2 separate regions of the Homo sapiens genome follow, and region 2 is linked to region 1. A link is a loop called in an ENCODE intact Hi-C map of the cell type or tissue named here. Cell type or tissue: heart right ventricle. All regions are shown on one strand. Each heading gives the region's core, and the rest is flanking DNA. Links, peaks and the distances in the headings are about the cores only.

Region 1 (10,827 bases), core at 3,217-8,216:
CTCTACTCCCACAATTTGATGGAACAGAAAATGTGTGACCTTTCTCCGTGGAGCAGGTGTGACCCTGTTGGGCAATAGAATCCCAACAGAAAGAACTCGTGTGGCGTAGACTACCAGGGGTGTGAGCCTGCCTGGGGGAAATGCACCGCCTTTGTCATAACATATGCAGTCAAATATTTCCACTGGGGCCGGCCAAAGAACCCATGGAAGCCCCTTGCCAGGCCCCACAAGCAGGAAACCTCTTATGACACGGCTGAGCGAGGAATGATGTGCTTTGTTGCCCCCTTTCCTGCTCCCCTCTTCCCCACCCCATTTCCCGCTGCAGCAGCAGAGGCAGGGCCAAGGCCAGGTGTCCCTTCAGATGGGTCATTGCTTAAGTGGTTCTTAAATGATGTAACTTTCAGCCGGGCGCAGTGGCTCATGCCTATAATCTCAGTACTTTGGGAGGCTGAGGCGGGTGGATCACTTGAGGTCAGGAGTTTGAGACAGCCTGAACAACATGGTGAAACCCCGTCTCTACTAAAAATACAAGATTAGCCAGGTGTGATGGTGCACGCTTGTAATCCCAGCTACTTGGGAGGCTGAGGCAGGAGAATTGCTTGAACCCGGGAGGCAGAGGTTACAGTGAGCCGAGATTGCGCCATTGCACTCCAGCCAAGAGCTAAAGTCCGTCTCAAAAAAAAAAAAAAAAAGATGTGACTTTCACTCAGCCAGAAGAGTCTGAATTTGTCTGTCGTCTTCAAGCTGTGGAAGAGGACTGGAAAGGGAGACAATGACCATTTCTCTTCCCCCATTCCTGTGCAGCAGGCTCTTGCCTGCAGTAGGTCCTACAGTGGAGGGGCAGCAGCTGTCACTGTGAAGGAAGGCAGAGACTCTGGTTATCAGCCGGCACTGCATGTAACCAGTCTCTGGAGAGGAGGCTGTCTCTGTTGTCACCTCCAACATCCTATGCCCCTAAGAGTGACCAGGAAAGACATGGAACTGACCTGAGACTTCATCCAGAACCAGAAAAGGCAATTCTGAGGGACATTTCAAGGGAAAACGTGAGACAAAAATCAGTTACTTTCATGATGACATCCCAGGAGTACTGCCTGCTCAATAAGCCAGTCTCCCACATTTTGACGTCTTTACTCTAAAATCGATGTGTGAATATCTCTAAGCGATGTCTGAGAGACGATTTTAAAAACAAAAATAGTAAATGTCCGTAGTAATTTCGACTTAAGTAAACAATCTTCTAAAAATGCATAATGACACTCACAGCCTATGATGTGTCGGATGTCCTGTGCTCCAACATGGCTCCACCATAGCCCTGGCATTGGGCATCCCTGGATCCATTTTTACATAGAAGGAAGCTGCCAAGGGGCAGACCTCAGATGGCAGTGTGGATCAGTTTGACCACATTGTCTCTGCAGTCTCTTTAATCTAATGTGTGTCTGGGAGCTCCAGGGTTTTGAATGGGTTTCCATTTTCCAAAATGTGGGCATGCCTTGTGGTTCATTCAGAGACAACCAACAGATGGGCCAAGTCAGGATGGCTTTGTGATCAGGAACATGGCTTGGCCATTAGACAGCCTGGGCTCAAATCCCAGGGGGATTATCCATGAGTGACCTATCCTTAGAAAAGCTACCTAGGTGAAGGACTGTGCTTCACACATGCCTGGCACATGCAGGAAGCTCTTTATACACAATAGTAGCCACTGTTGTAATTATTCTTGTCCTTGGACTTGAAACCTGGGAAACGAGGTAAATCCCTCCTAGAGAAGGCTTCTCTGTTTCCCGACAACTTATTGGATAATTCAGGGCTGGGTCCTTGTTCTTGGAGAGCTACAAGTATAGGAGGGACACTGACTGAGATCTGAAGGGTACAGATCTAAACATCTTTCCCTCATCCCCCTCTGCCTTCAAACATCTGCCCCACTGGCCTGCCCCACAATCGTAAATTTCATCGTTCACCTTCCTTTGGGTATTATCTCTGAAAGCTCCTGTTAACAAGTAGAAGGGCTAGCACACTTTGGGTTATAGCGCCCCTGCCACAATACCCTGGATTGCTTTGAGATATGGACATGTACTGGTGTTGCGGGGCTACCTGGCAACCTTCCCACTTCCTTTCCAGGGGATTTTCCCTACTGTGGGAATCTCAGACAATGGGGCACACACAGGAGTATGCTGGAGCACAGCTCACCAGCCCACCAGCACCAACTTTTACATTCTCAGGAATCCTTCGAGCTGGTTGTTAAATGGTTGGCAAATAAAAATCAGTCATGGTGGGAATGTCTCCATGGAAGTCAGCAAATGCTGCAAATCCGGGCTTTTCCCACTGGTGAGCAAGCTGCTAAACGTTTCCCAGCCCAACACCCAGCACAGCACTTGGGTTTAGCCACCTGATCCTCCCTCTGAGGCCTTGACTCTCAATCAAGTGATCCAAGACACAGGAACAAGACAGAATCCATGTACTGCAGGGGCAGCTGGCCATGGCAGGGCAGGGGGGAATCTAGTGCGGGTGGTGGCAGTGCCCAAGGGTGCCAGCGTCAGCTGCCTCTCCCTGGCATGACTTTGGCCAAGTCTTCCTCTTGCCTTCCTTCCTTCATTTCCTGCCCAATTTCTAAGCCTTCTTCTCCTGCCTTCCCATCCATTCCAAGAGCTTCCCTTTTCTGCTATGTTAATCAGAGCTAATTCCTGCTGAGGGGTCTGGTCCATATAGGTGACTAATCATTTGACAGACAGAGGTCCCTGAGAAAAGCAAATAAGCTCTCATTTTGATTCCTCAAGAAGGAAGGCTGCTTGGGGCAGAGCAGCCTGGACTTAGTCACTTAGCGAACATTTATGGAGCACCTACTGTGTGCAGGCACTGCCCTAGTGCCAGGACAGGAAAGGAACAGGTACATCTCTGTCCCCAAGGAACTTACCACCTAGCTAATGGAAGCAGCTCTCAAACAACTAATTATGCAATTAATTTTTCTGTGGATTGCTCCATCATCATTGGGTTATACCAAATTACTGATAAATATTTGAATCCTGCAGTGGGTAAAGTACCATGCAATGTACAATGGGCATACCGAAAAAGATGAAACAGTCTGTGCCTCCCTTCCGAGTTCACAGTTTAGCTGACAACACAGGTACACACTCATGCCACTGAATAACCTTCCAATACAAGTTCCCACTTGTCAGAATCATGGGGAGCTGCAGCTTCCAACTTTGGGGATCAGGAAAGGCTTACGTGAAGAAAGTGGGATTTGAGCACAGCCTGGACTGTGATTAACAATAAGAAAAAAAAAGAGTTCAACAACAAAGACGACATACTTGTAAAATTAGCCACCTGAAATTCTACTGCCCAAAGGTGACCATGGTTAGCATAGCCATGAGCGCCCTTCTGCACAACCGCGGGATCCCGTTAGGCACACTCTTGTATAACCAGCTGTTTTCACTCAACAATATGTCATGGACATTTTTCCATGCCAATTATTCCCAATCTACATCACCATTTAAGCGGCCGGCAAATACTCCATTATACGGATGTATTCTAAATTAATCAAATCCCCATTGATAAACATTTAGTGTTGCGGTCAAGGGCACAGACTCTGGAGCCTCAGAGCGTGGCATCATTCCTGGCTGTGCAACTCCCCAGCTGGGTGATGGTCAGCAGAAACCTAGCATCTCTGAGAAGTTTCCTCATGTATTAAATGGAGGTGCGGTTGTCCCTCGGTATGCGTGGGGAATTGGTTCCAGGAGCCCCATACCAAAATCCACAGATGCTCAAGTTCCTTATATAAAATGGTGTGATATTTGTATATAACCTGCACACATCCTCCTGTACACTTTAAATCTCTCTGGATTACTTATAATACCCCATACAATGCCAACACTTCATTTCATTCTTGTGGATTCAATGTAGTAGTAATTGGCGCATGGCAAATTCGGGTTTTGCTTTTTGGAACTTGGCGGAATTTTTTTTTCTGGAATATTTTCCATGCATGGTTGGTTGAATCCACAGATATGGAGGGTTGGCTGTATTAATAATACAGTCCCTGGCCAGGCACGGTGGCTCACGCCTGGAATCCCAGCCCTTTGGGAGACCGCGGCGGGTGGATCATGAGGTCAGGAGTTCGAGACCAGCCTGGCCAATATGGCGAAACCCTGTCTCTACTAATAATACAAAAAATTAACCGGGCGTGGTGGCGCACATCTGTAGTCCCAGCTACTCGGGAGGCTGAATCAGGAGAATCGCTTGAACTCGGGAGGCAGAGGTTGCAGTGAGCTGAGATGGCGCCACTGCACTCCAGCCTGGGCGACAGAAAATAAAAATAAAAAATAATACAGTTCCCGCAGCATAGGGATGTTGTGAGTAGCTATTTGTAAAATGTTTAGAACAGTTTCTAGCACTTAGTAAATGCTCAGTTAAGGCCAACTACTGTTACTGTTAAGCAGGACTGTGGCCATCCTCTGTGCTTAGAAGGTCTGTCTTTGTGCACCCTTCCCAGCACCTACTTAGGATAAACACCGAGAAGTGGAATGAAATCGTCAAACAATGCACTTATTTTAAATCCTGATCAATATCATCCAATTGCCCTCCAGAAATGCACCAGCCGCTGGTGGGCAGGAGGACGCTGTGGCCGGCAGGAGGCTGCAGAGGGGACAGCCCCTGCCTCCTAACTGGAGCACCGGGGACCCTCACCAGCCATCCACACCGCCAGCGAGGTTTCCTGACTTGCCTAGCCTTCCGGGTGGCATTTTGGAATATAAAGCAGGAGGAAAATTAGCAGCAAGTCAGATTCTCTCACTTTGATTTCTAGAAGGAAAGCTAGAGTTGAGGCCGTGTTCGAAAATATAGGTCAGATCTCGGTTTCTGTGGTTACCAAACACTGTCAGCCACCAGTGACTCCCTCCCTCGGGGGCGATGCCAGGGTTCCGAGGCTGGGCAGTCGGGCCTGGCCCCCGCCGGGGTCCCCGGTCGGCTGCCCCGCGAGCCTGGAGGGTCTGCACCGGGGCGAGGGCCCGCGGGCACCCCGCCCTTCACTTCTTCTCGGGGGAGGGGCCGGAGGGCTTGGCGGAGCTGCCGACGGGGTCCGGGGTCGCGCCGATCCCGCCTGGCTCCCCGCGCCTGGGGCTGCAGGGTGGGCACGGGCCGGGCCCGCGGGAGGAGGGGGAGGCCGGGCGCCGCGGGAACAATGTGCTCGGTTGTTGCCGACTGTCAGCCTCGTTCCCGGATCCTCCTTTCCACGCCCCTTGGCCTAACTGCCGCGGGCCTGGCGCGCAGAGGGAAGAGCCCCCTTATTTGGTCTTGGAAAGAAAAGGGAAAGGTTATCCTCGGATGCCTGCGGCGTTGGGTCATCAGCCCGCCGCGGCCGGCGCGCACGCGGGAGCAGCTCCGACTCCCGCCGGCAGGGGGCGGCGCCGGGCAGCGCCGGGGAGCGGCCGCTGGAAAACAGGCGCGTAGGTTCCGCCGCGGCCGGCGCGGATCCGCTCTTGAGCGTGGGGAGGGGGTGGGGGTGGGGGTGGGGGCGGAGGGAGGGCGGGGGAGGGGGCGGCGTCACGGGCAGGGAAGAAGAGAGAAAAGAAAAAAACAAAACCTTTTTATGGCCAGTCAAGCTTCCAAAATTGGAAAACCGTTTCAGTTCGAGGCTGTGACTTTGCCATGTCGATTTCATGTGAAGCATCTGGGAGTGCGCGGAGTGGGGGAGAATAGCGGGGGGTGCGGGGTGCGGTAATCAGTGTTAAGATAAGCCGTGCCATTGGGGTGAAAGTTACTAAGATAATTGAAAAGGTACAGTTTGGGGATCGGTGTCGGCTCGGGTACTTTGCTCCCCACCCCCTTCCCTCTCTTCCCCACTCCTCCCTCCGCCCCTGCTTTTCCAGCCTCTCAGGTGAGCCTGGTGATGTGTAGCGGAGTCTCGCTCTGACCCCCAGGCTGGAGTGCGGTGGTGCGATCTCGGCTCACTGCAACCTCCGCCTCCCGGGTTCAACCGATTAGCCTCCCGAGTGGCCGGGACTACAGGCACGCGCCACCACGCCCAGCTCATTTTTGTATTTTTCGTAGAGACGGGGTTTCCCATGTTGGCTAGGATGGTCTCCATCTCTTGACCTCGTGATCCTCCCGCCTAGGCCTCCCAAAGTGCTGGGATTATGTTTCTAGCCACGTGCAGGCTGAGCCTTGCCCAACCTTCTTATTATCCTGGGCAGCTCAAAAAGGCGAAGGTGACCAAGCTGGGATTCGAACCGCGTCCTTCACGCTTCAGCGCCAAGGCTTGTTCCACGGTTAAGAGCACATTACCTCGCCAATGACTCCTCCAAATAAAGCTTGTGTAATATGTGTCATTCTTCTAAAACCTTTAAAAAAGAATCAAAACAGTAACTGGTTTGACTTTTTCAGCAGAAGGAAGCAAAAGGGCGTCAGCACCTGGAGGTGACTCTAGTGGGGAACCTGCGCCCCAGAGGTGGGAAGGAAGCCAGGGGGCATTCGTTTCGCCTCAACTGCCCCAGGGGTTCTTGTCCATCTCCAGAGAGGCTCTTGGGTAGCATCCTGCCATGGTACTTGTTACCGCACAGAGCCTTCCAAAGAGGGGCCTGGCAGGCGGGGAAGCTGTTGCTAACTTCTATTTTCTATTTTAGGCAAGTTGCAAGCAGCCCTTGTGTTTGCCTGCAGGTCTCACACGGTCCTCCGCCCCTTCTCATTGTTCCAGCTGCTTCCTGAGGTGGTTACTAATAATTGTCACTCATAAGACCTGCCTCGGGTTTCTTCATCTGGAAGGAAATTAATTTTCCAAGTCACACAATTACAGACAACTTTTAAAAGAGTCACTGAGACAGTTTCATGCTTACCTTAGATTAGATGGTTCCAGTTTATTCTTTTTTAAAAAAGAAAATTTGTGTGAACAAAATTAAATCCAAGAAACATGGTTTTTCTCTAGCTCTTTTTTTTTTGTGTGCGTGTGAAATAGTTAAAAAAAAAAAAAAAGAAAAAGAATAAAGAAAAGAAACTGCTTCTACCAGTTTTGGGGGGTTTCCAGGTTTCCAGACATTTACTTAGCTTGATACATAGTATATTTCTGTGGGAAAAGGACAGCGAGAATATCTTGTAGCTTTTACTTTCCAGCATTGTTGTACTGGTTACAGTCAACTCCACAGTATGAACCAGTTGATCAGCTCCAGTAAGGCCTCCTATCCCCTAGTGGAAAAACCCAGGCCTTTCCCACCGCTCTCGTGTCTTGCTCAGGACTGCACCTTTTGTTGCTGGTCCCTTGCTTGGCACTTCCTAGCTGACAGGCCAGGAGGTAGGCTCACTCTCCTTGGTGCTGATCCCAGGCACCAGCTTCCATGAGAACCAGCAGTCACTTCCAGTTGGGGGCAACCCCATCCGGGTTTGCCCTGACATCCCAGAGCCCAGGTCCCCATCCCAGGAGCCAGTAAGAGTCCTTAGCAGGATCAGGAATGTAGCAGCATGGCTGCTGCCTTTTCCCTTCCAGATGCTCTGGCAGGCTGGAGCCCGGGGGTCCCTAACGCCTGCCTTGGCTCTTCACTTCTTCCTGAGGTTCTCCTCACCATGAAACTACTCCCAAATGGAGATATGGTTCCATTCCATTGCCTGGATTCTGCTCTCCATTTATGCCTTGAGGCAGATGGAGCCAAAGGAATGTCACACTGTCCCACCATCATCTCAGGGACTGCCCTGTTTGGAGGGGCAGTGGTGCCCAGCAATGGAGCAAAGTCATAGGGAACAGAGCTGCACAGCCTTGGTCACACTCCTTAAAATCTTTGTGCTCCCACTGTTGTGAGAATTTAATGATATCTTCATATGCGAAGGACTTAACACAGTACCTGCCCCCTGAGGAGCACAGGAGGGCATACCTCCCAGGGCAGTTCAGAGGGTTACATGAAATAATGCCTGTAAAGCCCTTAGCACAGGGCCTAGCACTTAAGAGAGGGCTCAGTCATGTGGCCAGTAGTATAATCAGCCACTTCTTTTGATGGGTCAGCTATATGCTACAAACTAAGGCTCTTTACATATACATTTGAATCTTTATGGAAACCTAGAATGTAGACAAAATTATTGCATATACAAGGAACTCAGAATCAGGCTAAGTAAATTATCCAATGTCACACCGTTAGTATACAGCAGGGCCAGGATCCATCTGGCTCCGAAGTGTGTGGCTTTGCAGTTACGGGCAACCTAGGAAGAAAGAATAAATACACAGTCCTGTAAAGTGAGCTGCAGGGTCTTCATGGAGAGGAATTAAAACTGACTCCTCAGTGTGAATAACTGGCAGTTAGCCATGTGTCTTTGAACCAGATGTAGAAGCCAGTGACAGAAGGCTAATTACACATGTGGATATAATGTCAGTGGACGGCAGCTACCTTTGGGTCGCCTAACTATTGTCTTCTTAAATCCACGGCAGCCCTTTTAAGCCCAGGCTTGTCAGGACTCTTTCTGTTTTCTGGAAAAGACAGACATCCAACCCAGATTGATTTAAGCAAAAAAGAAGTTTAATTGGCTCATGAAACTGATAATGGAAAGGTCCAGCTTCAGGCATAGCTTGATCCAGGAGATTAACAACATTATATGGACTGGCCCTCTCCATATCTCAGCCCTGTTTTCCTCCCTGTTGGCTTTATTCTCAGGTTGGCTCTTTCAGTGACCCTTTTTTTGTCCCTTGTTGGCCAGGCCTAAGAAAACTTAGAGACTTGGGTCTCTAAAAGAAATCATGGTTCCTTTTATTAAAAGAGGTCAGGGATGCTGAGCAGGCAAATATGACAGATGTCCACTACACCCTACCAAGTACACCATGGATCAGAAAGATAGTAGAGAAAACGCCAGGCACAGGTGGCTCACGCCTGTAATCCCAGCACTTTGTGAGGCTTAGGTGGGTGGGTCACTTAAGGTCAGGAGTTCGAGACCAGCCTGGCCTACGTGGTGAAACCCCATCTCTACTAAAATACAAATATTAGCAGGGCATAGTGGTGCATGGCTGTAATCCCAGCTACTTGGGAGGCTGAGATGAGAGAATTGCTTGAACCCAGGAGGCGGAAGTTGCAGATTGCACCACTGCACTCCAACCTGGGTGACAGAGACTTGCCTCAGGAAAAAAAAAAAAAAAAAAAAAAAGATAATAGAGAAAAAACTTTAATGGTGAATTTATTAGTCCATTCTCTCATTGCTATAAAGAAATACCTGAGACTGGGTGATTTATAAAGAAAAGGGGTTTAATTGGCTCACAGTTCTGCAGGCTATACAGGAAGCATGGCATCAGATTCTGGGGAGGCCTCAGGGAACCTACAATCATGGTGGAAGGCAAAGGCGGAGCCAACATCTCACATGGCCAGATCATGAGGAAGAGAGGAGCAGGGGAGGCGCCACACGCTTTTCAACAACCAGATCTCACAAGAACTCACTATCTCCATGACAGTACCAACAGGGAAATCCGCCCCCATGATGCAATCACCTCCCACCAGACTCCCACCTCCAACATTGGGGATTACAATTCGACATGAGATTTGGCTGGGGACACAAAGCCAGACTATATCAGTGATCAATTCCGCTGCTAACGGCACTCACAAACCAAGCAGGCAGGGGAGGGGTAACTAGAAGCGTTTTGGGTTATACAGGAGACCCATACTCCTCCCATTTTGGGTCAGGCTAGCCCATTTTAAATAGTAGAGAAGGGCCAGGTGTGGTGCCTCACGCCTGTAATCCCAGTACTTTGGGAGGCCGAGGTGGGCCGATCACTTGAAGTCAGGAGGTCGAGACCAGCCTGGCCAACATGTTGAAACCCCATCTCTACTAAAAATACAAAAATTAGACAGGCGTGGTGGCGGGCATCTGTAATCCCAGCTACTCAGGAGGCTGAGGCAGGAGAATTGCTCGAACCTGGGAGGTGGAGGTTGCAGTGAGCCGAGATGGAGCCACTGTACTCCAGTCTGGGTGACAGAGGGAGACTCTGTCTCAAAAATAAATAAATAACAGAGAAAAACCTTGAAATCCGTAAAGACTGGGTGTGAAGGACTTTAGAAATCTTCAATGTCCTAGTGTAGCAGAATGCTTTAACAATATGATTCATAATAATATAAACAGAATACATAACAAAGTGCATTAACAATGTAAATATTACAAATAAGTATAAATGTACATGTTTGTACATATGTGATATTTTATATAATGATAATAAATAAATGTAAAAATGCAGTAAAGTCTGACTGAACCTACTGAACTAAAGATCCCGGTAGACCCTTAATGAGAGTCAGGGCACACAACTATAAATAAAACATTACGAATCCACACTGAGGGTGGATGCCGGGCTGTTGACTAGGTTTGGTCACAAGCTGCGTGATGACCTGTTCCTCACAGCAATCTGATGCAATTTAAACCAGTGCCTGAGCAAATTGGCAAATTATTAGATGTCACGGACCTTTGGTCACTTCTCTAATAGTTAAGCTTGAGAACAGTCACTGGACAAACACTAAGGTGCTGCTTTCCTGCCATTAAACGTGCCCTGAGCTGAGGGAGAGGCTACTGAGGCACACTCCACATTGCAAGGCTGAGGGTGTTGGAAAGTGGGCAAGCCTCCCACCTTGTGCCTGGGGAGTCTCCCAACACTTGGGTCTCCCCTCTGAGCCTTTTACATGCCACGCCCCATCCTGCACTATCCCAGTCTCCGGGATGGAGACTCTGCATCCCCATTCAGAGAGCAGTCACGGTGCAGTTGCCCTTGATGTCAATGCCGGCTGTCCATTTGTCCAGGAACACTTCAATGTCACGTCCCACACATGAACAGAGGGCAGGTAAAAACTGACCCTACACAGATGTCTGCATCTCCGGAATGTGTCAACCTCCTCCCAC
Region 2 (10,827 bases), core at 2,255-7,254, 180 kb after region 1:
TGTGATGGGGAGAAGAGGGGAAGGTCAAAAGGAAAGTTGCTCTGTTTGTTAGAGGACGAACTGCATAAATAAGCATTGCTGCAGAGACGGACACCATGCTCCCCTCACTGAAGCACAACCTGAAAGGATTCTAGGAGGCAAGCAAGAGAACGTGAGCAAGTGTGGGATTAGAGAGTCCTGGAGCCAGCCCCAGAGCCCGCTGTAAATTTTGTCTCATCTCAATGTATATAAATATTATTAGTGTTCAGGACCATTAAGGGATTTCTTGAAAAGCCCCGGGCAGTGTGTCTCGCCAGCAGATGGATGGCTGTTCCATGCGAGCGCCAAAACTGAGAATTTCACCTAGTACTACCAAATTTCCAATTACGGCGCTATGGGGGAAAGGAAGGGACCCTCTTCTCTGGCTTCCATGAATAAACACACTGAGTGCGATTAAAGGCATTTCAGCTTTTAAAAATAGGAGGAAAATAGAAGCTGCTATAAACTAACAAATATACAGAGAAAAAAGCAAACTGATTTTGCCCATGAGATCCTTCTATTCCTTGGAATTCTTACAGTGACCAACAATAAAAACAAAGGCCCATCTAAACTGTTGGAAAAGCTAACATGTCCCACATCCACCACTAAAAGGATTGGTTCAGGTTTGCAATCACATAAAAACGAGGCACTGCACTTAAAAGCTCCTTCTCTTCATTTTTTTTCCTTGGGGGGAGAGGAAAAAGAGTCACACACATCAGCCTTTAACTCTCTCCCTCTCCAGAGTCCTCGAATGTATCAAATTATTTCTAGAGTTTTTAAAAAACCATTTGTTTTTGTTCTTGCCAGAGTTTTTTTTTTAAATAATCATTAGTGCAGAGAAACCATTTTTAAAAGCATACCATAGGCTGGGCGTGGTGGCTCACGCCTGTGATCCCAGCACTTTGGGAGGCCGAGGCGGGCAGATCAACTGAGGTCAGGAGTTCAAGACCAGCCTGCCCAACATGGCGAAACCCCATCTCTTACTAAAAATACAAAAATTAGCCAGGTGTGGTGGCACGTGCCTGTGATCCCAGCTACTTGGGAGGCTGAGGCAGGAGAATCGTTTGAACCCAGGAGGCGGAGGTTGCAGTGAGCCAAGATTGCACCATTTTACTCCAGCCTGAGGGACAAGAACAAAACTCTATCTCCAAAAAAAAAAAAAAAATAGGAGACTCAACCTCTTCACAAGGAACAAAACATGAAAGAGGGGCCACCTGGCCATACAATATTTCATAATGCAAACAATTTTATCCCCAATCATTTCTAAAGGAAAGAACTTATTCTGCAGATGTTCAAATAAGGTAAAGCTTCTGAATCAAAATACGGAAGAGTTTAGGGCCATCTCAGCTGTTTCTGGGTTGCCCTAAGGTACACACCACTGTTCCATATAAACGCAGGGAGGCTTTCCCTAGCAGGCATGCATCCTCGTGCAGGAGGATTAACCGCTCCTAACTTCACGAAAGTGAGCTTCAACCTCCAAAGTGCATCAGAGAGACACATGGTCCAAAGAGATTTTATGATTCTCTTGCCTTGCCAGGAGAGGAACTGACCATGAGACAACACGGGGAGGAGAAGGAAAGGGAGAGGGGTGAGGGCAAGCGAGGGGCTCTAGGTGAACTGACATGCAGCGTCCTGCCCCAGGCCGAACAGAAGTCCACCCAGGACGTGGGCATTCTTCTCCAGAAAGGACTTAGCTCAGCTAAGCAAATGAGAAAGGCTTCTTTTGATTTTAGCAGTCAGGCCTCAGGTAGGTTACACCCTATAGACGTGGCAGGTTCGGGGACTCAGCCCAGCCCTCCCAGGGCTCACAGCCTGAGGACAAGCAGTGAGAATATGAGCCAGTAGCAAGCAAAGGGTAGCTTAGGGCTGCCTGCCAGGGGAAGGGACTTCCAGGCCAAAGCTGGACAAGTGAGTAGGAGCTAGCAGGTGCATAGGGATGCTGGCAGAGCCAACAGAGAGTGCGGGCCAAGAGAAGCAAAGGTAACAAAGACAACCTCAGCATGACTGAAGGATGGAAGCACTGGAGACAGAGGGGAGGGGAGACTGGGAGGAAAGATGGTGTGCCCTGAGGTAGGGAGAGCCTGGAACAGCCTTTTAATCCAGCAATAGGAGTTTGGACTACTCTTAAGAGGAAAAATACTATTTTAAGCAGGAGGCACATGATCAGATGTGCATTCTAGCCTCAGTAGCCCAGATCAAGAGGACAGCAGTGCAGATGAGGAAAAGCAGGGTAGATTCAAGATATGTCCAGGACCATCTGGAAGGGTACAGAATTTCTTTTTTTTTTTTTTTTTTTTTGAGACGGAGTGTCACTCTGTCACCAGGCTGGAGTGCAGTGGCTCAATCTCAGCTCACTGCAAGCTCCAGCTTTGCCTTCCGGATTCTTGCCATTCTCCTGTAGCTGGGACTACAGGCGCCCGCCACCATGCCCAGCTAATTTTTTGTATTTTTAGCAGAGACAGGGTTTCACCGTGTTACCCAGGATGGTCTCAATCTCCTGACCTCGTGATCCTCCTGCCTTGGCCTCCCAAAGTGCTGGGATTACAGGTGTGAGCCACCAGGCCTGGCCGGGTACAGAACTTTTCTTTTGAGGGGTACAGAAAGATCAGCTCAGTCTGGGACGTGTTGTTTTTGTGTACACATCCAAACGGAAATGCCTGGCGTGCAGTTTGTGTGGATGCAATCAGGCGTGATCTGAGCTGGAAACATCCTGGGGTGTGGTCAGCAGATGGATGGAGAAGGGACTGTGGGTTGGGTGTGGGGGAGGTCTGAGGATGCCCGGGGGACCCAGGAGAGATCACAGCACACACCGTGGCCAAGGCTGCCACCGTTCACAGGGGCCTAGCAGCCCCCCAGTGGAGTGTTCACTCCTTTAGAATACCCCCATTCCTTTAAAAGAAATGTGCTCGAGGGGATTACAGTATATTCATCTGTGAATTCCCAGACCCATGTTTCACCCTTCTCTGTCCCCAAGTCTAGGTAACAATAATAATGTATTTGTGGAATTATCTGGAGCCTCATGAACATGGTACCAAGGGCCTAAAGGCAAAGAGTTTTCAACAAAGGGTTGGTTTTTGCTGCCTTCTGTCTGGTCTTCAAACTAACCAGAGTGACAATAAAAAGAGCCCCTCCCTCAGGGGCTGCCTAGGAAGCCTGTGTGCCCTGCTGCTTTTCCAGGGAGGCAGAGGCAGCCCGGCGAACACTTTCGACAGAAAGGGTATCTTTATTTTCAGCACCCATGAATGACTGCAGAGGGACTCAGGGAACCCACGGCTGGCACAGGAGGAGGACAGCCTAGCCGGGGCAGGCGCTGAGTCCACTCAGCTGACAGGTGTGCCACCATGCTCTCGCCTCGTAAAATAATCTTCAATCAATCCTCGCTTCTGTCCTCTCACACACACTACTCCCCATCCCTATCACCCCAGGGAAGAAGAGAGTGACGGTGAGCACAGGCTTCTCAGGCTGAGAGAGCCACCGTATTACAGCTTGGCTATTAGTTTGAAGTTCTTTAAACAAGTCTGCTAGGTTGGAAAAGGAAGCTTAGTTGAAAATGCTTAGACCCACGAGGTAAAACCAAATGCTGCACATACACACAGTAAAGACATATTTTCTCAAAATGAAGACAAGAGGATTCTGTCAAGCTTCTGGTCATCCTAAGGAATGGTTGGAAAAAAACCCCACTGAGCCACTGCCTAGAGATTCCAGGAAGAGTTTAAAACAACTTCCAAACAGGTTTCTGCCTGGAGCTGCAGCCATTATGTGGAATCAGCTACGCACGGCAAAAGAAAGTTCAAGTGGCAAGCGCTGTGTCTTAAACGTTCACAAAAGAAAATCACATCGGCAACATTTCTCAATGCCAAAAAGAAACAACCTCTTGTTCTAGAGAAAATATCCCACTATAGTAGTTAGACCCAGAAGAAACACTTTATGGTCAGAATGGAAGATACCACAGTTTGTCTGTCTGAACCTAAATAAAAAGGTTTTCAAGAGAACCAGCACTTTGGGGGTGCACCCAGGAGCACACAGAAAGGTACACCTGAGCAGAATTCTCAGTGTGCACAGCAGGGCTGGTTAGTCAGGGGGCTGGACCACACCTTTCTGAACCTGTTAAGATAGCAGGCCTGAAAGCTCTCATTTTCTCCCAAGTCCAGTGTGTACAAGGAGATCTTGCAGTCTTTGAAAGGGGTTGAGACTCCATTTTGAGTCTGCTGTCTTCCTAACAGGAAGCCTAGACAAGGGTGAACTTCCTAATGTACTAGGGTATACAGAAGGGGCAAGGAGTTACATATTTTCACCCCTCATCACTGTCCCTATTCACTCTCTTCTTCTACATTCCCATCCCTCTGAGGTGACACTGGGTTGCAGGACTGCTTTATGGCATGCAAAGGCAGGCAAGAAGCTCCTAGGGCCATGACATCCACCTGGCCCAGTTTACAAGCAACAAGCACTTATGCAGTCCTTTCTCCCTTTCATCCAATCACAGATTCTTAGATCTGAAGAGAAATTTACAGTCATCCATTGCATACTGATCTGAAACACTTCTTTACAAAAACCTGGGTGACTCTTCAAACAAAGTCCAAGGGAGCTCATTACTTTCCAGGAAGTGCTACTCCACTGCCAGATGGCACCCATCTTGACGAACTTCCTCCATACACATATTAAAAATGCGCTTTCCTGTACTGGACCCTCCCCAGCCCTCATGCAGGTGTCTGACACGCAGGGGAAGTGAGTGCTGCTTTGTACAGGTCAGACTTTCAAACAATATTCCAAGATGACGGTCACGGCTTCCCTCTGAACATCTTACTCAGTCACCACTCACGCAACACGCCCTAGACCTATTCTAACAGTACAGAGGCAGTCTGAACAGTGTAGAAATGCTCTTTTTTGCCCAAAGCAGCTTGCTTGCCGTTTCTCTGTGTGATCTTAAGAATAACTATCATCAAACATAGCTGGCTCACTCTGAGCTTCTAGTCACCTGAAGTTCCAGGTCTTCTTGTTCACAAAAACTATTCATATCTCTACTATATAAATGTAATTTATACTGGAGATTCTGAATACAGGACTTTGTATTAATATACAGTTAATATTCACTAAATATATTCCATGCGCCTTACAACACATTAAGCATCTCACATATATTTCTGCATTTAATTTAATCCCCCTAATGATCACAAGGGGGCAGTATCATTATCCTCATTTGTACATGACCAAATGTTCACACCAAGAGCACACAGCTGTTACACTGCAAACCTGGGCTTGGAACCCAGATCCTCCTGACTGTTGATTGCAGCCTCTTCCCCCACCGTGTTTATGGTGGTATGTGGTTGCAGCATGTTTCTATTGTCTAAAAGGAAGGGCCGGCCAGGCACAGTGGCTCACGCCTGTAATCCCAGCACTTTGGAAGGCCGAGACGGGTGGATCACCTGAGGTCAAGAGTTCAAGACCAGCCTGGTCAACATGGTGAAAGCCGATCTCTACTAAAAATACAAAAATTAGCTAGGTGTGGTGGTGGGCACACCTGTAGTCCTAGCTACTCGGGAGGCCGAGGCAGGAGAATTGCTTGAACCCGGGAGGCGGAGGTTGCAGTGAGCTGAGATCGCGCCACTGCGCTCCAGCCTGGGTGACAGAGTGAGACTCCATCTCAAAAATAAATAAATAAATGAATGAATATTTTAAAAATAATAAAAGGAAGGGGCTATGGGAGTTCATCTCATGCTACTTTTCCATTTAAGCATGTATCCATCAGGAAGAAATACAGCACCCTTTTCTCCGCCACACTAAGAGGTGTATCACTTAGACTGAAGGACAAAACCCAGGCAACATGACACTCTGGAAAAGGGTCAGGCATCCAGGTGATGCTAAGGAGATAACACGTACCCACTAAGGCCTTCTTTATTTATTGAGTTCCAGCAAATGGAACTTTTTTTTTTCTCTGCAGAAGTGTGCAAGCAGTTTCCAGCCTTGCTGAGCTACATGAATTGATGAAGAAAATACACTCTCATTATCTAATCTCATTACTAAGACTTGTTTGGGTGGAACTGGCTCTGTGGGTCACTGAGTCTTTCTGGGTCTTGTTGTTCTGTCTCCTGATAGCACAGTCACTTACATATGGTTATATTTGCCCTACAGAACATGCTGCAGTAACTGCCTCTGATGAGAGGAGCTTCTGCTTCAGTTGTTGCAATTGAGCAGTGACCCTTGCTGATAAACCTGTGGATTTTGGTATCTGTGGGAGGTCCCAGAACAAATCCCCCATGGGCATCAAGGGAAAACTGTCTATGGTACCACTATGATGTCTTATAGGCTATGTCAAGCTTGTGAAATTAAAGAACAAAGTCTGTTGTGGAGAAGAAGAAAAAACTTAGTTCTATGCCATCCCCTTGGTGGTGTATATAATCAAGGCTCACAGAAATATCCAAGTTCCAAGTAGATTCTCACTGTCTGGGACAGAAGGCATGCCACAAGGTTTGGCTGCTGAATGTATCTGTGAACACTTAATTAATGAGCAAAAGAAATAATTGCCTGACAGTGCCCACTGGATCACTTAAGTCTCCGGAACCAACACGCAACGCTGGGCAGAGTATTGAGAAAAAAGAAAAACAAGCAAACACCACAAAAAGGGCAAGCAAGAAACCAGAAGGAGGAAAGTTATAAATAGCATCATTATTAAATAGAGGTTTTGAGAGCTAATTAGTAAGGGTAAAGAGAGAGAAGTCATCAATGCAAAGAATTAACACAAAGGCTGAGAAGGAGGCTCAGGAATCGTCCTCTAGCTGGGCTGTTGGGATGGTATAGGTTATAGGATGCTTCCCCTTCCTTCACACATTTTTTACAATAGCTTTATTGAGATCTAATTCACATACCCTATAACTCACCCATTTAGAGTGTACAATTTGGTAGCTTTTAGTATATTTAGAGAGTTGTACAAACACCACCACAATTAATCTTAACAATATTTTCATCACCCCAAAGAAAAACCCAATACCCGTTAGCCATGCTTCCCACGCCCCTTTCCCAGGCAATCACTATTACACTTTTCGTCGCTATAGATTTGCCTATTCTGGATATTTTACATGAATGGAATCAGACAATAGGTAGTGTCTTTTGTGACTGGCTTCTTTTACTTAGCATAGGTAATGTTTTCAATATTTATCTCTGGTGTGGCATATATCAGTACTTCATTCCTTTTTATTTTCATTCATAAATTTTGACTTTCATGATTCATATCACGGGAAGATTAGCCCTGTAACCTTTCTATGAATGTGCAGTGATAAAATCACAGGTACACTGGTCACAGGTTGGTGGAGAGAGGCCCATCTGGACCTCAGAATCTATCTGCATTCTAGATTCATTCTAAAGGAAAAACGATTTGGTAACGCTATCAAATCAACTAAATTGTGCCATTCTTTGATACCAGGAAAAAAGAGTTAAGAGACATCCAATCTGTCAGGGAATGTTCACCCCCGTGTGCCTCCCCTCTGCTCCGAGTCAGCAGGACACGTGCTCTAATGATGGAGAATAAAACAGTGGAAGGTGCCTCATCTTTACAGAAATGCCTGGCAGAGGAACTGGATGCTATAGCACAGAAAGCCTCCTTAGATGGCAGCAAGGGAAAAAAGCAAAGGAATAAAGTCCAATATTAAGAAGGGGCTGGGGGCGGAATTTGGCCTTCTACTTCTTTTACTATCACTGTATTTTTATAAAATATTCTTTTAAAAAATATTCTAGTGTACTCTGAAATCATCCCCGAATTCTTTCTTTTAAACTCATATTCAAAGCCTACTTATACATTTGGGAAAGAGAGATAAGTTATAATGGTAACGACAAAAAATCAAGGACAAAGGCAATGAAGAACACTGTGAAATCCAGGCTGGACCGGCCCTGCTTCGGCGTTCTGGGGCGAGGTCATCATGAGCCGGGTTTCTTCACGCATGGACACACAGTGTCGCTCTCACAACCCACATCCCCCCTATTTTTTTTTTCTTTGAGTCAGAGTCTTGCTCTGGCGCCCAGGCTAGAGTGCAATGGCACAATTTCGGCTCACTGCAACCTCCACCTCCCGGGTTCAAGCAATTCTCCTGCCTCAGCTTCCCGAGTAGCTGGGATTATAGGCGCCCACCACCACGCCCAGCTAATTTTTTGTATTTTTAGTAGAGACGGGGTTGGTTTCACCGTGTTAGCCAGGATGGTCTCGCTCTCCTGACCTTGTGATCCACCTGACTTGGCCTCCCAAGGTGCTGGGATTATAGGTCTGAGCCACCGTGCCTGGCCTTTTTTTTGTTGTTGTTTTTTTTTTTTTTTTTTTTTTTTTTTTTTTTGAGTCTTTCACAAATAAGAAGAGAGAAATCACTGCAGAATGGGTGACTATTTTGCAACTCTTCCCCAGTACTGTGAGCAACAGGCATGTGTACGTAAAGACACCCATCACTTAATACTGCCTGTCACAGATGCTTAAATGGACAGGGTGGAAAAAAATATTCTTTTCACACACTTAAAAGTTACTTCAAGTTATTTTAAATTTGGAACTGTTTGTATATTCCTTATAAGTTTATAAAACTCACACTGTCCCTCCATGACTAACTAAAGTGGAATTGAGAGAGTATTCTATATTTGTAACTTGACTGGTTGTTCATGCTTACAGCCCTATTTCCATTCTCTGTTACTGTACACAGAGTTATGTGAGGTATTGTGGGCTCCTAAATGTTGCTGATTTCCTAACAAGGCAGGCCTGTGTCCCGTAGGGACAAACTGGGGACTGTTTTGACCAAGTGGAGGCCAAGCTCAGAGGGAGAGGCCTCCAGCTTTGTCGTTTTGGCTGCATCTCCTAAAACTAGTGTTAGAGCCCACTTCTGGGCAATTACATGGCTTACTGGTGTTGACCAAGGTATCAATGCTACCGATACACTGCCTATTACACATACCTTAGACGCTCAATGCCACACAGCTGTGGCTGCAAATGTCACTTCTGCCTATTTTGGTAAAAACTGTTAGTCCAAAAGGTGCAATGTTTCAACAACCTACGCAAAAGCCCCTGCCACACACATAATCATTTATGTCAACATAACTTAAACGACTAAACTGAAGACAGCCACTTGTAGGGAAACTACTATTTAGAGAAGAGTATGCAATGTTTCTGATAAAATTTTGTCAACAACAGCAGAACTGTTTACCAGGAAACTGTGATAAATGTACGAGGTACCTAGGGAGGTAGATTTTTTTGCACTACCTGTGGAACTTAGATTTTTACCTGCACACCTGTACAGGCAAATCACAGTGAAGCCTCTTCACAGGTGCTGAGTAAATTGAACAAGAACAGCTCCTCCAACGCTACCTCCTTAGGAGGATACACACCTATTCAGTGACCTCACAATTTTGCACAATCACTTGTGAAAGTCTCTTTTTAAAAATGCTTCTAGAGGCCACAGCACATTCTTTGACAGAACCTCAAGAGTAGCAAATTTTTTGGGGAAAAAAAAAAAAAAAAAAAAAAAAGGCTGCTAGTGCCATTTTTCTTTCTTTCCCAATGCCAGAAGCAGAAACAGGTATCTCATTTCAATTCTGTGGCTGTTGGTGAGGCTGGATTATCTTTTTCACACATCTCTTGGCCATCTGCATTACCTGTGGCGTTAACTTCTCTTCGTGTCCTGGGTCCATTTTCTTCCTTGGATCTTAAGTTTGTATTATATATTTAAATTTGAGCTCTTAAAGAAGTACATGCTTTTTAAACACAGCATTGTGCCTTTAACACTTTTGTTTTAGATGGCTTTGTGATAAAATGCCTTTATGTGTAAGTCAGTCTCTCTCTCTCCCTCTGGGTCCCTCTCCCTGTCATAATTAAAGCTGCCAAGAAGCATGGACAGCAACAGCTACAGATCAGTAACCTTGAAACTTGTTTATTTCTTATCTTTCCAGCTTCTCTGGTCACCTCTCCTTTGATCTGGTTACTTTCTGATGGCACACTTTTGGACTTGTAAACATTTATTATAGAGTATACATTATGCTTAAATGCTACACTACTCTTTTCCATCATCAAATCTGATTGCTGGCCCTATCTCCTGAAGTTAAAGTACCTTTTACATTGTGCAGAAATCACAAAAGATCAACTAGACTTTCAAAGTAAACTCTTATCCAGGATGGAGAGCAGAACAGAGTATCCCAGATAATCATACATTCTCGTTAACAGAATTACCACATAAGCCTCATGAGAACCAGTTTTTTGGGGGAACTGTACCAAAGAACACTCCCACCTTCAAAAATACATGGAACTTATATTTAATCTATCTGATGATTCAAAAGTGCCTCGGAAAAAAACATACAAATGTAAAACTATCATCTTTGGAATGTTCTCGCAAAGATTACTACTAAAAACAAAAACAAAACACTTGCCATTCCCACAGAATTCTGTTGGCTCATATTTTATTTTGCTAGTTTTTATTTTTGTGGGTGGTAGAGCTGGTGGTAGTGGGGCTGTGCACTTGATACAAGTATACCAGCCTTGCCAGAATGCATTAGAAGTGCTAAAACCCCATCTTGGCAGTACAAATCCAATCATATTGGCAACTCTCATTTCCTCAATTTCAACTAGGGAAAAAATCTGACCCCACACTTTATAAAACGTGGATGAAGGATTTCAAAGTTCAAGACTCTCTCTCTCTTTTTTTTTTTTTAACTCTTAATAGTTTTCTTTTTTTGTAGATGATAGGTAAAATTGGGTTCAAATGAAGAACACAGGCATCCCATGAGTAAAATCCTAGTTGAAGAGTGAATTTCACCTGTAAATGCCCAATGGAGATGGCCTTCCAGCAACCT

The links. A loop is a pair of places that touch in the nucleus more often than their neighbours do. Peaks named below come from ENCODE experiments on the same cell type or tissue, not always from the same donor. Only the 100,000 strongest peaks of a DNase experiment are listed, where the experiment ranks them.
Region 2: it touches region 1 in a loop (4-fold over the local background); 14 of 110 quality-filtered maps call a loop at or near these places.

What each region holds. Positions count from the first base shown.
Region 1 is chr15:99,053,648-99,064,474 of GRCh38, reverse strand. No RefSeq gene overlaps it. Among named protein-coding and RNA genes, the nearest start is that of LUNAR1, 44 kb to the right of the region's middle. RefSeq lists silencers at 5,099-5,148, 5,259-5,428 and enhancers at 5,446-6,045, 6,046-6,647. In heart right ventricle, for the core only: a CTCF peak has its summit at 5,357 (motif pointing right); DNase peaks (open chromatin) are centred at 4,154, 5,284, 6,574, 7,304 and 1 weaker place; H3K4me3 peaks cover 1,542 bases; H3K27ac peaks cover 3,547 bases.
Region 2 is chr15:98,876,173-98,886,999 of GRCh38, reverse strand. The region is part of intron 2 of IGF1R (insulin like growth factor 1 receptor); the gene reads right to left. Among named protein-coding and RNA genes, the nearest start is that of MIR4714, 97 kb to the right of the region's middle. RefSeq lists enhancers at 1,980-2,572, 2,573-3,165. In heart right ventricle, for the core only: CTCF peaks have their summits at 4,974 and 5,173 (motif pointing right); no DNase peak of the experiment used is centred there; H3K27ac peaks cover 2,121 bases.